2 separate regions of the Homo sapiens genome follow, and region 2 is linked to region 1. A link is a contact called in ENCODE Hi-C data. All regions are on one chromosome and are shown on one strand. The core of a region is the stretch at or near the end of the contact, and the rest is flanking DNA. Distances in the headings are between cores, read along the strand shown. Region 1 holds the start of CSF1 (colony stimulating factor 1). Region 2 holds the start of LINC01397 (long intergenic non-protein coding RNA 1397).

Evidence for each region. A loop is a pair of places that touch in the nucleus more often than their neighbours do. Pooled maps may share reads with other maps.
Region 2: a loop to region 1 is called in a pooled map, with 2.9 times the contacts of the local background. The contact joins the promoter of LINC01397 here to the promoter of CSF1 in region 1. A Hi-C loop is called at or near these places in 1 of 168 maps with a recorded cell type or tissue (transverse colon) and 1 of 50 pooled maps.

What each region holds. Positions count from the first base shown.
Region 1 is chr1:109,907,253-109,913,368 of GRCh38, reverse strand. CSF1 (colony stimulating factor 1) reads right to left here and starts at 2,520. Exons shown (of 9, transcript NM_000757.6): 1 at 2,307-2,520. The coding sequence starts at 2,345. RefSeq lists enhancers at 1,134-1,233, 1,310-1,810, 1,811-2,311 and silencers at 2,097-2,206, 2,257-2,426.
Region 2 is chr1:110,080,328-110,086,443 of GRCh38, reverse strand. LINC01397 (long intergenic non-protein coding RNA 1397) reads right to left here and starts at 3,756. Exons shown (of 4, transcript NR_126382.1): 1 at 3,592-3,756. RefSeq lists a silencer at 1,759-1,808.

The sequences.
Region 1 (6,116 bases), core at 1,271-3,770:
CCAAAAGCAGACAGACTCTTGGGCTTTCTTTCTCCAGCTTGAGGTCACCTCCTGAGAGCTCCCAAGCCTCCTGGCGGCTGATGCCCCCAGATTCAGGGAAATGCTGGCAGGGTAGGGTGAAGGTTGACACTATCCTGGACTCTGGGTTTTGCCTCAATAATCCAGATGTTGAGACAAATACTGCAAATAAGTTGCTCACTGGAAAAACACAACGAGGCTATGAAACAGCCCACAACAATGTGCTAATCTACATATCACCAAAAGCCCAAATGCTTGCCAGCTCTTCTGGGGAGGAGAAGGCAGCTCTGGCTGGGTGACCAGGGAGACTGCAGAGAGCAGGGACCTCAGTGAGGCCTTGAAAGATGGGGAGAAGGTGATGGCAGGAGAGGGGTGGGAGCCATGGAAGGAAGAGCCAAAGGATAGTTTCATACCACTCAGCACAGGGACTGTGAGGATCCTGGCTGATCTGAGGGAGGGAAAGTGTGGAAGAGGGGGACGGCAGTCACGGGGGCTGGGGGGACTTCAGGCTCTGTTGGGGAGGTTGCCCTGGGTGGGAATAATGGCCCAGGTACTCAGAAACCTTAGGTTCAGGAATGATTGGAGGAAACTGGGCCACTAGACGGTGTATCTACCCCAGACTGGCTGCCACTCAAGGTCTGGAGTGAATGGTATGGATGAAAGGGACCGCTCAGGAAGACAACCTCCCTGGAGGAGAGCAAGGTGGGAGCAATGCTTAACCCCAAGGGCTGTCTGGCTTTGATGACATTTGAGGCATCAGTGTGGGGAAAGTGCAGCCACTACATGAGAGGCTGACTTCGAAGCTGGCCAAAGGGGATACCCCTGGACCTGGGGCCTCCATTCTGCCTCAGGAGGATCTGGACAGACAGTGGGGGGTTAACACTCTGGCTTGCATCTGGCTGGGCAGGCTCTCCTCTGACTGCCTCTTCCTCCCACCCCTAGCCCTGGCTTCTGCCTGGGGAGCAGCCCTCAGAAGGAATCTCTGCTGCAGGCTCAGAGATGCTAGGACACCTCAGTCCAGCTGTCCAGCCTCCTCTGCCACCTATCCTATTCCATTTCATCTTCCCCCTCAACAAGGCCTCTGGAGAGACCTGGCAGAACCGGGCCCTTGGACTTCCCCTGTCTAAACACAGCCCCCTTGTCTTTCTCTTCTTTCCTCATGGTCTCCCCTTCAGCCCCGAAGCTTTGCTTTCTGCCTATGGCTAACCCTTCTCCCTTCCCCTCTCAACTCTATCTCCTCTCTCTCAGTGAGGCACTTTCTTTCTGTGGACCCACTCTTCCCTTTCTCTCTCACCTCACCTGCAGCCCGCTCTCCTCTACCCCCAAATAATTTTCTGCTCTTTTCCCCCCAGGTTTCCCCTCTCATTTTCTTCCAGGACTCCTCAGAAGCAAATCTATTATGAGCCCACTGACTGGTCATGAACAGTGCCACCCTCACTTTCTATGGCTGCATCTGCTACCGCCACAGTTGGGGCAGGGCGTCCCTTACGCAGTCAGGAGCAGACCCTGCCCCTGGACACAGCTCTGCAACACCAAACCCTCTTTCCATTTTCCTCAAGCACTGCAAACCACCATAAACCACCACAAAGCCCAGAATCTCCCCAACCGATGAAACCAGAATTTGCAAGAAAAAGAGATTCTGAGCTAGCCCCAAGCAGCCCCGGGGGTGGGGGGCTGTTTGCCGGCTGTTGCCGTCCCCCACCCCACCCCCCAAACAGCCACCCAAGTCCTCCGTAGCTCCTGCCTGTGGGCTGGAACAAGCAGTGGCTTGCCCCTCTCCGTCCCTCTGCCAGCAAGTCCCTGGCGTTCTATAAGCTGGTTGACCCCCTGAACTTTCCCTGCCCAGAAGCGCCCACTCCTCAGCAGGGCCTTGGAAGCACGTGTGTGGCCGATGAGGAAGGTGCCCACCGGGGAGGGCACACACTCAGCGCACAGCCACTCCGCCCGTGCCTTGGTGGTGGCGGGTAGGGAGAGAGGCAGGGCACCCTGGCTGAGCGGGGGCTCCTGCCTGCAGGTGGCTCAGTGTTCCCCTCCGTGCAATGGGGTGAGCAGCCCTCCGTTTCCCAGGGAAGCCTGGCAGTCCCGGTGCAGCTGCAGGGCCGCCACCGGCCTCCGCCCTGGCGCCAGGGCCCAGTCCGTGCGCAAAGGCGGTTCGTCCGCGGCGGGAACGCCGGGCCAGTGCAGCCGGCGCGCCCAGGCTGTCGGCTCCGAGGGGCCGCTCCCGGCCGCCTGGCCGCCGAGCCCCCGCCCCAGCCCGTCCCGGGCCCAGCGCCGCGGCCGTCGCTTACCGTGGGAGGGCAGCGCCCGGCGGCGCCCGGCGCGGTCATACGGGCAGCTGGGTCCCGGCCGGGCGCGTCGGCCGCCCTCGCTCGCTCGCTCGCTCGCTGGCTGCTGCGGAGTGGGCGCCCCGGCCGAGGGCCGCACCGCTGTCCTGGGATGCGGAGAGCGGCTCTGGCGCCGAGAGGACCCAGGCAAACTTTCACTTTCCCCGGGCCGAGCCTCACTGGCCAGCCCTCGGCACAGCCTTTTAAGAGAGGACTGGGGGGCATGTGGTTTATGGGAAATCACCCTGGCCAGGCGCCAGACACACACATACACACACACACACACACACTGACACAGACACACACACTCCAGAGGCCCACTCAGCCGCCTTCCCCCGCCTCCCCTCCCCCACCCGCCGGCCGGCCAGCCCCGCTCGCGCGTCTTCCTAGTCACCCTCTGTCTTCTGCGCTGCACTTCCAAGCCTTCAGCAAACGAGCGCGGGCTCCACCGCGTCCCCACCCTGCCTTCCCCGCGCCCTCTGCGGACCGACCCTTTCCTTCCGCGCTCTCCAGGCTGATTCAGTGCTAGCGCTCTATGATCGTCCCAAGGGACTTTCCCTCCAGGCCTGAAAATCCCCAAATCTTAGCAGAAAACGGACCGAGAGCAGGGACAAGCACTGGGAAGGGAGGGAAATCCTTTGAAGACGCCCCCACCCCATTCTCGGAGTGCCGAAAGGAGTCCAGTGTTACTTGCTCCCTCGTGGAGCCTGAGTCAGCAGGTTTGCCGGCAGCCCCCTTCTTCCTCTGCAGCCCCCAAGCAGCCCGGCCAGCTTCAAGTCCCATTCTGGGAGGGAGGCCAGCTACCTGGCCAGGAAGGGAGCAGCTGTGTCCTGTGACAGCAAGCTGGGGGGCTCTTCCCTGGGTGCCAGCAGACACTTCAAGGCACCTGACCCTTAGATGATGAAAATGCTGGCTGGTACCCATGCTCTCTCCTGGAGGCAAAATCCAACTCAGATTGGAAAGGTCCTGCACCTGGACCCTAGATTTCCCTGGATGTTTTTGGAAATTGCACTTACTGAGGTGATTAATCACGTTTTGTTTCTACATGAGAATGAGTCTAAGTGAGGACTAGTAGGATGAGCCTAAGCCTATTAATTATAATGCCAACTTCAGGAGATTTTTCTTTCTTCAATTCATTATGATTCAATTCCTCTGTGAGGTTGCCCGTTTCCACCCCCTGGGAAATAAAGGATATGTGGCCTGCTCTTGAAGAGGAGTCTCTTGTCAGTAGCGCTACATATCCTTCACTCCAATCCTAGGCAATAATTTTACACCCGAATGCCTTTGCTCAGACTGGTCCCTCTGCCTGGAATGCTCCTTTCTCCACATGGCTGAAGACAAACTCCTCATCATTTCAGGCTGAAATTGCATCTCATCCTCCACCAGCAAAGCCTTCTGTGACTCTCCTGGCAGAGCAAAGGGTCCTTTTCCTGTGTTCCCATTGGACTTGGCTCATTCCTCAATGCTGGCTCTGATAAGTCATTTGCCATCCATTCATTCTCCACAGTACTTTTCGAAGTGTTTAAGGTGGTACCGATGGTTACATTCTGTCCCCACCCTAGACCGAGACTTCTTCCAGGTGGCACCCATGCTCAGTCACCTCTGGATCAATGGTACCTAGCACATAATAGGTACCAAGTTAATGATGGCTGAGTTGAATGATGCCATTAGAGAATACTTTGTTCTTTTGACAAATATGTGCTACCAGATGCTAGGCACCGTGCTGGGCCCTGGGGATACAACAATGACATGGTCACTGTACAATAATGATTTCAGATAACATGTTGACACCACAGTTCTTAAGACTGATAAAAGGTTAGAGGAAGTAACCTGAGAAAGATAAACCAACAGACTTGTTGAGAAAGGGGTCCAGTTTTACTTGCTCCTTCCTTCACCAACCCAGCCCTGGCCCAGGTTCACTGAGGCTGGCATTTGGACTTTGCTCAGCTTCTGGAGGAACGTAATCATTCTCCACGTTGGTGCAAGGCCTGAGGTCCTCATTCCCCGCACTGGAGTTCTTTACATACCCTGGTTTGAACCTGACTCCACTACTTACAAGTGATTTGACCTTGGTAGCTCTGCCAAGTCATTTGCTGTGTGACATTGGACAAACTTCTCTCAGTTCCCATGTCTATAAAATAGAGATGTTAATTTCTCTCTCTGACCAAGGTGTTATGAGTATTGAATGAGATAAGGCCTGTGAAGTATTTAGCACAGGGCCTGAAGACAGTAAGTGCTATTGTTATTATTATCTGTTCACTCACATGGGTTCTAAAGCAATGACACCACAATGGTGCAGTGGACTTGGGAGTCCCAAGGCCAGATTTTAGTCCCAGCTCTGCCATTCATTTGCTGTGTAACTTTGCTGTGTAACCCCTTAGCCTTTTGGGCCTCTCTTTCCTCATTTGTACAGTGGCAATTTTAAGACTTTCCCCAAAGGAGTGGTCATGAGGTCAAATGGGCTGACATATGGGAGTCCCTAGGGCCATGCACAACACAGAGTAGGGGTTCAGTTATGAAAGCTCTTTGGACATGTAGACTGTGGGGCTCTGGGAGGCTCTGCCTTCACGGAGTTGCAGAGGGATGAGCAAGGTCCTTGATAACCGTGACTCCACAGTGGGACTTGCAGCTGTCTCTTCTCTGTTACCTTAAAAGGAGGGATTGTGGATCTGCTTGATGTGGACACTTTTTGTCACCAGACACAGGGAAATTGAGGCTGGAAAAGCTGATGGCTAGCCTGAAGTGACTCACCTGAGTCTCCTCCACTTGCTCCTGCCCTGGAGCTGATGTTCTTCTCTCCACCCTCCGCAAGCCCCCCAGCCCCACTGCGTCTGCCTGGCTGGCTGGGAGACTTGTGGCTGGCAGGTTCTGCCTGCAGTCTTAGGGCCAAGCCAGCAGGATGGTGTCCGTCTGCACGTGGTGTCTTAGCTCTTCACATCCATGCAAGCTGTTTGTACCCATCCATCGGCAAGGAGTGCTGGTACCACAGAAATAGATTTTCCATCCCATGTTGCCTCAGATGAAAAAATGGAGACCCAGACAGCATAAGCCTCCTCCTCCAGAGTCACACATGAATGAAGAGTTGAGGGTCAGGACCTCCAGAGTGAGTCCTGGAGTAAGAGGACTCAGCTCTGCATGCTTACCCTGGACAGCTTAGCTGCTAGCCTCCCTGCTACCAGTGAAGTCATGTCCCAGGCCAGGTTCTGGGACAGGTATAGGGGAATTGGAAGCAACTGAGATTTGGGGTTTTGATAATTTCCTAACGTAGCATCATCAAGAAAGCAGTGCTCAGCTGACCCCAGAGGAGAGTAGAAGGGAGCATAGGAGAGATGCTATTTGCCAGAGGAATGAACCACTGGAGGGAGAAGAGAGATTGAACAGAGGGAAATGGAGATGGATGGCAGGAAGTGGGAGGAAACCCTCATTTGCTGGTTGTCCAAATGTCATTTCCTTGAAACTATTTGACAGCCAATTTCCCCTTGAGATCTTTTCTAGGGAATGGCCTTCTATCATAAAGAGCTTGCTTTCTTCCTTTCTCTTTCTTTTCTTTTTTCTTTCTTTCTCCCCTTATTCATGCATTCCTCCCTTCCCCCTCCCTTTCTTCTTTTTTCTTTCCTACTTTCCTTTTCTTTCTTTTGTTCTCCCTTTCATTCTTCATTTCTTTCTCTTTCCTTTTCTTTCTTTTTGCTATTCCTTCTCTCTTCCTTTCTCCCTTCCTTTTCTCCTTCCTTCCCACCTTTCTCTCTTTCTTCCACCTAAGTGGCTCTGTGGCTC
Region 2 (6,116 bases), core at 2,507-5,006, 170 kb before region 1:
CATGCACAGGATGGGTCTCTGGCCCTGTGAAAGAGTCAAAGTGTGGCTGAGGAAGAGCTGGCAGTAGGGGTGGCAGGAGAGACGAATGCTGGAGGAGGGTCTCGTCCTGCAGCACTTGAGTTTGCCTCCCCACGCCTGTTTCCCGTGCCTGGCAGGCTGGGACAGAGGGAACTGGTTCCCTTTTTCTCCCCCAGAACATCTGGGGCTACATCAAACATAACAATCTGGTAGAGAAAATTGTTATAGAAATATGTAACTGTGAGACGTTATCAAAGGCGTTTTTAAAGTCCCCTTCCAACCCCCAGCCGGGTGGAGGGGACTGGAAATTAGAAAACTGGGAGACGATTACAGGACCATCAAAGTGGCCGAAATTCAATCCAATCTTCAGGTTTAAGTATGGCTAGCAGACCCCTGCCCCAGCCCAGAAGGCTGCAAACCCACTGTTTAAAAACCAAATCAACAGCATCATCAGATCCAGGTCTGGAGCAAACAAACGGCGCCCACAAAGGCTTCCCTGGATTTTCCTTGCACTGGGGAAACCTGAGAAGCAAGGCCCTGGGGAGGTGCCTGGTCGTGGGGAGGCTCCCAGTTTCCAAGGCTTCTATACTTTCCTCCCTCCCCCTAGTCTGGGCTGGGGTTCTTTATCTCTTCGTCTCTCTTGATGCTTTTCTTCTCCCACATCTTTTTGTACCTACTCTTTCTCCTTCCATTTGTCTCTTCTCCCGTCCTCTCTCTTTTTCTAACAGTATTCCATCTCTTTCTGTCCTTTTTCTCTGTACTGTTTCCCTCTCAGAATCTTTTATTTTGTGAATTTCCATCCCTTTTGTGTATTTCAGCATTGTGTCTGTCTTTATATTTTGTATTCTTTCTCTCTCAGCAAGAATCTTCTTTCCTTGGCCTCTAACTTTTCTGCCCTTTTTCTGCTTGTGAATTTCCTGCAACTTCAGACTGTGGAAGTGGTGAAGGTCCTCTTCAGCTGGTTTATTTACCAATAGGAGTCCTGGGTATTTTTCCCAGGTGTCCAAACATGAATGACCCTCTATGTCCACCCATCTAGGGACCCTTCTCCCAAGGTCCATCACCAAGAACTGTCCAGTGCCTCGTTATAACTGTGCCAGCACATGCAGGCACAGAAAATAGACATGTGGTCTTACCCATGAGCAGGCTCTGCAGGCATGGAAATTTGTCTGGAGGGGTGGAATTCTACAGGACATAAAACTGATAACACGCAGAAAACGTCCACAACTTACAACTCTTTTTTATGTGGGATGAAAGAGAATATAATTTTGCTACTAAAAAATTCTCCTTGTTAATCCTCAAGATGTGAGGTTTTATCTCCACTCACATTTCTCATGGCCATAACCTTGAAGGCTCTGTTAGACTGCAGGTTTATAATTTAAAGAGAGCCCACTCGCACATCTGACTGGAAACCCAGAGGAGTTTCATCCCGTCCTGCAAAAGTTGTCGGTGATCACGCGGTGTTAGAAGAAATCTCCATTTCGAGTCATTCGCCTTGAAGAATCATTCTGAGAAAAGAAAGGGAACCAGCACGTATGTTTTATCAGAATGGCCTTGAGAAAACGAAAGCACACGCAGGCACTGCGCCGCACAAGCCCAGTAGGGCGCGGGAACCCGATGGAATGCGGAACGTCGCTGCTCGGCAGCTCCCTACGGCTGGCGGCTGCGACCCGCGTGGGCCGCGAGTTGTGGCGGCGGGTTCCGGGGCCCCCCCACAGCATCCGTCCTCTTGTCCCACCGCCCGTCGGACAGTCGGTCGGTCTTTCGTGGCCCCGCGCGCCCGCGCTCCCGGCTCGTGCGTTTCCTTTGCTTGCTGCCTCCGGCTCCGCTCCCCGCAGGCCTGGCCGCGCGACGGGCACCCAGCGGGTTGTTATCAATTATTCAGGCCCCAAGTTCACGGGCACTGCATCCATTTCCCTCGCGTGCGCCCGGGGCCAACTCAGGCCGCAGGTTGCGATGCTCGAGCCCTTGGACCCGGCTGGAGAGAAGAGCGCAGTGAGCGGCAGCGGGCTGGACTCCTGGGGCTTCCTGAGCCCCGAGGCCCCCCAGCGATCTGGGAAGAAACCAAACGCCTGTTCCCTTTGATCTGGTTTTATAGAGACTTGAGGTTGACAATAAACTTTGCATGCTTACTAGCTATTTCGATCTTTTATTCCCATTTTGGGAAGGAGTCACCAACGCGGCGAACAATCCCTGCGGGCTGGCAAGGGTGTGCGGAGGACCCGTGCACGGGGATCTGCGCCCGGCCACGCGAGGGTGCGGGGGCGACGCAGGACGCACCCCCTTCCCCACATCCACGCTCAACTCCCGCTCGCCCCACATACCTCTCTCTCCTTCCCCTACACGCGCCCCGGACCTTTCCGCAAAGCGGGAGCGGGAGGCCGAGGAAAGGTCGCGGCGTGGCGGGGAGACTAGGGCGCCCGGAGGCACAGGGTGCGAAGCTGGAGAGGAGCTGAGAGCCGCCGCCACTGCCGCTGCCGCGCCTGGACCCTCCCTCCGCAGTCCCCGCACCCACGCCGAGACTCAATTACTTTCAGGTGTGGACCATTTAATAAAATAAATCTTCCGGGGCAGGAGGCAAGTTTTTAGGGGCCAAACTCAAAGCAGCCGATTTCTAATGAATAAAGAGGGGCTTCCCTAAAATATCATACGGTTTTGGCGGAGGGGGAACCGAAGTTGGGGAACAGGGAGTGTCTCTTCCTGAAGTGATACTGTCATTGGCTGGGTGGAGAGGCCCGGAGAGACTTACTTTCTGTCGCTTTCTGACTCTCCTTGTCTCTGTCTCCAGCCATCTCTGTTCTTGAGTACATCAGAATGGAATCAACGGTTTTTGCATCGAATCACCATTAAACCAGCCAGATCCTCCCCAAGCGGAGACCCAGTGAAACTGAAAGCTCTTTCCCTCACCTCTTTCTCTTTGTTTCTCCTTTTTCTCCATCATCCATTGCCCAACATTCTCTTCATCTGAGATTTCCAAACCCGGCTTTGCAATACTCCAGGGAGACTCCAATTTACTCTAGGGCTTTGGGAAATGCTCAAAATGAAATAAACTTTAATTGACTTTAATTATTTAACTGCAAGTTATAGACCCCTGATTGGTCAGGGGAAGCAGAGAGGATGTTGGTGAATCAAACAAACCATCCCAGGATGTCACAGCTCCCTGGAGGTGAGGAATGCTGGCTTCAGCATTTCGGGGCTCAGGAACGAATCTGGGCTCCGGAAGAGAAAACCAAGTTCCCAGGAGAGTGGGGATTTGATTTCTTAAGGTTTGGGGTCAAGGAAGGCTCTCACTGACAAGAGGGACTGGACACTCTGTCCTACCCTGGGCTGCCTCCCACACCCCCTTGCTAACCATCTCCATCCCGGTTTTTGGAGGATGAAGGGAGTGGGTTTCTTCCTTCCCACTGCATGTAAAATCCTTCAGTAAGGTCTAGTGACACTGGACAAACTGCTTCCTTCTCTGTTTGCTAGAAAATTCAGACCACAACACAACTTTTGTATGAATTTCCCAGGAATCGGAGCTGATGTAAACACAGTCTATTATGGTTCTGCTCTTTTAGAAGAGTTACTCACCCCAAAGTCTCAGAGGGCTCCTTCTGCCTCCTCACACGGCCAGATCTAGGAAGCTGGTGGAGGGCAACTCACTCTGATGCAGCACCTGACAAGGGCCCACATGTTTCCCGTGCAGAGAACAAATTTGCCCCATTAAAGCGTTACTCTGTTGGGGAAAAGACTGATGCAATATTGGAAACATGCTGGGCCCACTGTGAGAGCCGGAAGAAGAGGCAGATCTTCCCAGGAAGGCAGCAAAGGCCAGTGGGCGAAACTATTCTTGCCACATCCACCCTCACTTGGCCTGGTAAATTAAGGGAGGGATTATTGACCAAAACATCTGCACAGAGCAAGACTATGGTGCTGGTGGTGTCATTACAGGGAGGGCATCTGGGGACAGACAGGGGAAGATGGTGCCAGTGTCTTGGGGAGCAGCCAGGGGAGTGTGACTTGTCCACCTGAGCTTGGGGCCAGACTGGAAAGGGACCATGTAGCTACCAAGTCCACTTCCAAGAGCCTGAACTTTAATGGAAAATAATTCCATAGTTTGGGTCCCAGCGACACTACTGATCTAAGTAGCTTATTAACAAATGGAAAATATATAAACCACACAACAATTGCCTCTAAGAAAAAATGTATTAAAATCCCCCCAAGTTATTTGCAAAATAAATAGCTGAGACCATATGGGTGAGGGGGAGAGTGGCTGTATCCTAACTAGCTGTGTGCTCTTGGCAAAAGTTCCCTCTCTAGGCCTCTGTTCCCTCATTTCTAAGTGAAGATGGCAAACTAGATCAGGGGTTCTCAAATTTTAGAGTACATTAAGATCACCTAGAAGCAACTTGTGAAAACAAGGATTGTTGGGCCCCACCCCGAGAGTTTCTGATTTAGTAGCTCTGGGGTAGGGCCCAACAATTTGCCTTTTTTTTTTTTTTTTGAGATGGAGCCTCGCTCTGTCACCCAGGCTGGAGTGCAGTGACAAGATCTCTGCTCACTGCAACCTCCACCTCCTAGGTTCAAGCGATTCTCCTGCCTCAGCTTCCTGAGTAGCTGGGATTACAGGTGCCTGCCACTGTGCCCAGCTCATTTTTGTACTTTTAGTAGAGTCGGGGTTCCGTCATGTTGCCCAGGCTGGTCTATGAACTCCTGACCTCAAGTGATCCACCCACCTCGGCCCCCCAAAGTGCTGAGATTACAGGTGTGAGCCACCACACCCGGCCATAATTTGCCTTCCTAACAAGTTCCTAGCTGTTGCTTCTGCTGCTGGCCTGAGGCCTATACTTTAAGAACCTTTGGACTCGATGATGTTTAAGCTCCCATCCAGAACCAACATTCTGTTCTATCCCATACTCCTATATTTCCCCTGCACACCCTAGAGTGTTTACAGCCAAATACGAGAGGCCGATGTTTTTACACCCAAGCTTGTACCCCCTGTCATCAATGCAGAATAAATCTTTCAGCTGGCCCACAGAGACTGGTCACCCTGCCCACTGAGGGATTCCTGACCTCTCAGGAAAGATATTCCAATTTGAACTCCTCCTTCAGCTGGCTGACTACAGCGCCCGAATCCTCCAACAGTGGCTAATGCTGGTTTTCTTTTATGCTAAGCGTAGCTGGGCCTAATCCTAGCTCAATCCCAGGCAGGCCTGGTGTGTAGAGGGCTGCCTTCAGAAGGGTTGGCAACAGCCCAGGGTACATCTCCGGGCCCCTCGATGTGGCCTAGTATCTGCCAAACACTTGCCCCAACACACACAAACACATGTGTGCACACACACATGTTCACATGCACACACATGCACACACACTTCCCCACACACAGAGCACCCAGTCATCAAGAAAACTAGTTTTACTTTGATGTACCTCTCGCTGCACATTTGTTTCAGCTCCTCTCCTGCAGCCACAGTTTTATTTATCTTCTTGGCATGGCTTCTTAGGATACTTCCATTCAGACAACAGCAAAACCACTCAGCTCCACTGTTTTATGAAGTTTATCAAACAGCAAAATATCTGGCATCTTTGTCCAACAAATCTGGTGTGAATGTGCCTACAGAGCTGCTTTTCCCCAGACGTCCCAGGGGCTGTGTGTGGTTACAAATAATCTCCCCTGTGAGGACCCTGCAAGGGCTTGCCTGCTTCTTGCTGCAAGGGGCCCCCAAAGCATATGTAGGGCTACAAGGCATCTCCCAAATAGGGAGACACAGACACAGATACTCCATGCATGTACATGCTCTGTTTGCACCCCACTAACAGAGCCCCCCTCTCCTATAGCAGGCTTGCCTCCCTCTACACCTCCAAGCAACTGGCCTGGCATAGGGCTGTCCCAAAGACAGGAGCCACTTCTAAAATCATCACTGGGCGGGGCCGGTGGCTCACACCTGTAATCCCAACACTTTGGGAGGCCGAGAGTGGCGGATCACTGGAGGTCAGGAGTTCAAGACCAGTTTGGGCAACATGGTGAAACCTGTCTCTACTAAAAATACAAAAATTAGCCAGGTGTGGTGGCACACATCTGTAATCCCAGCTACTCTGGAGGCTGAGGCTTGAGAATT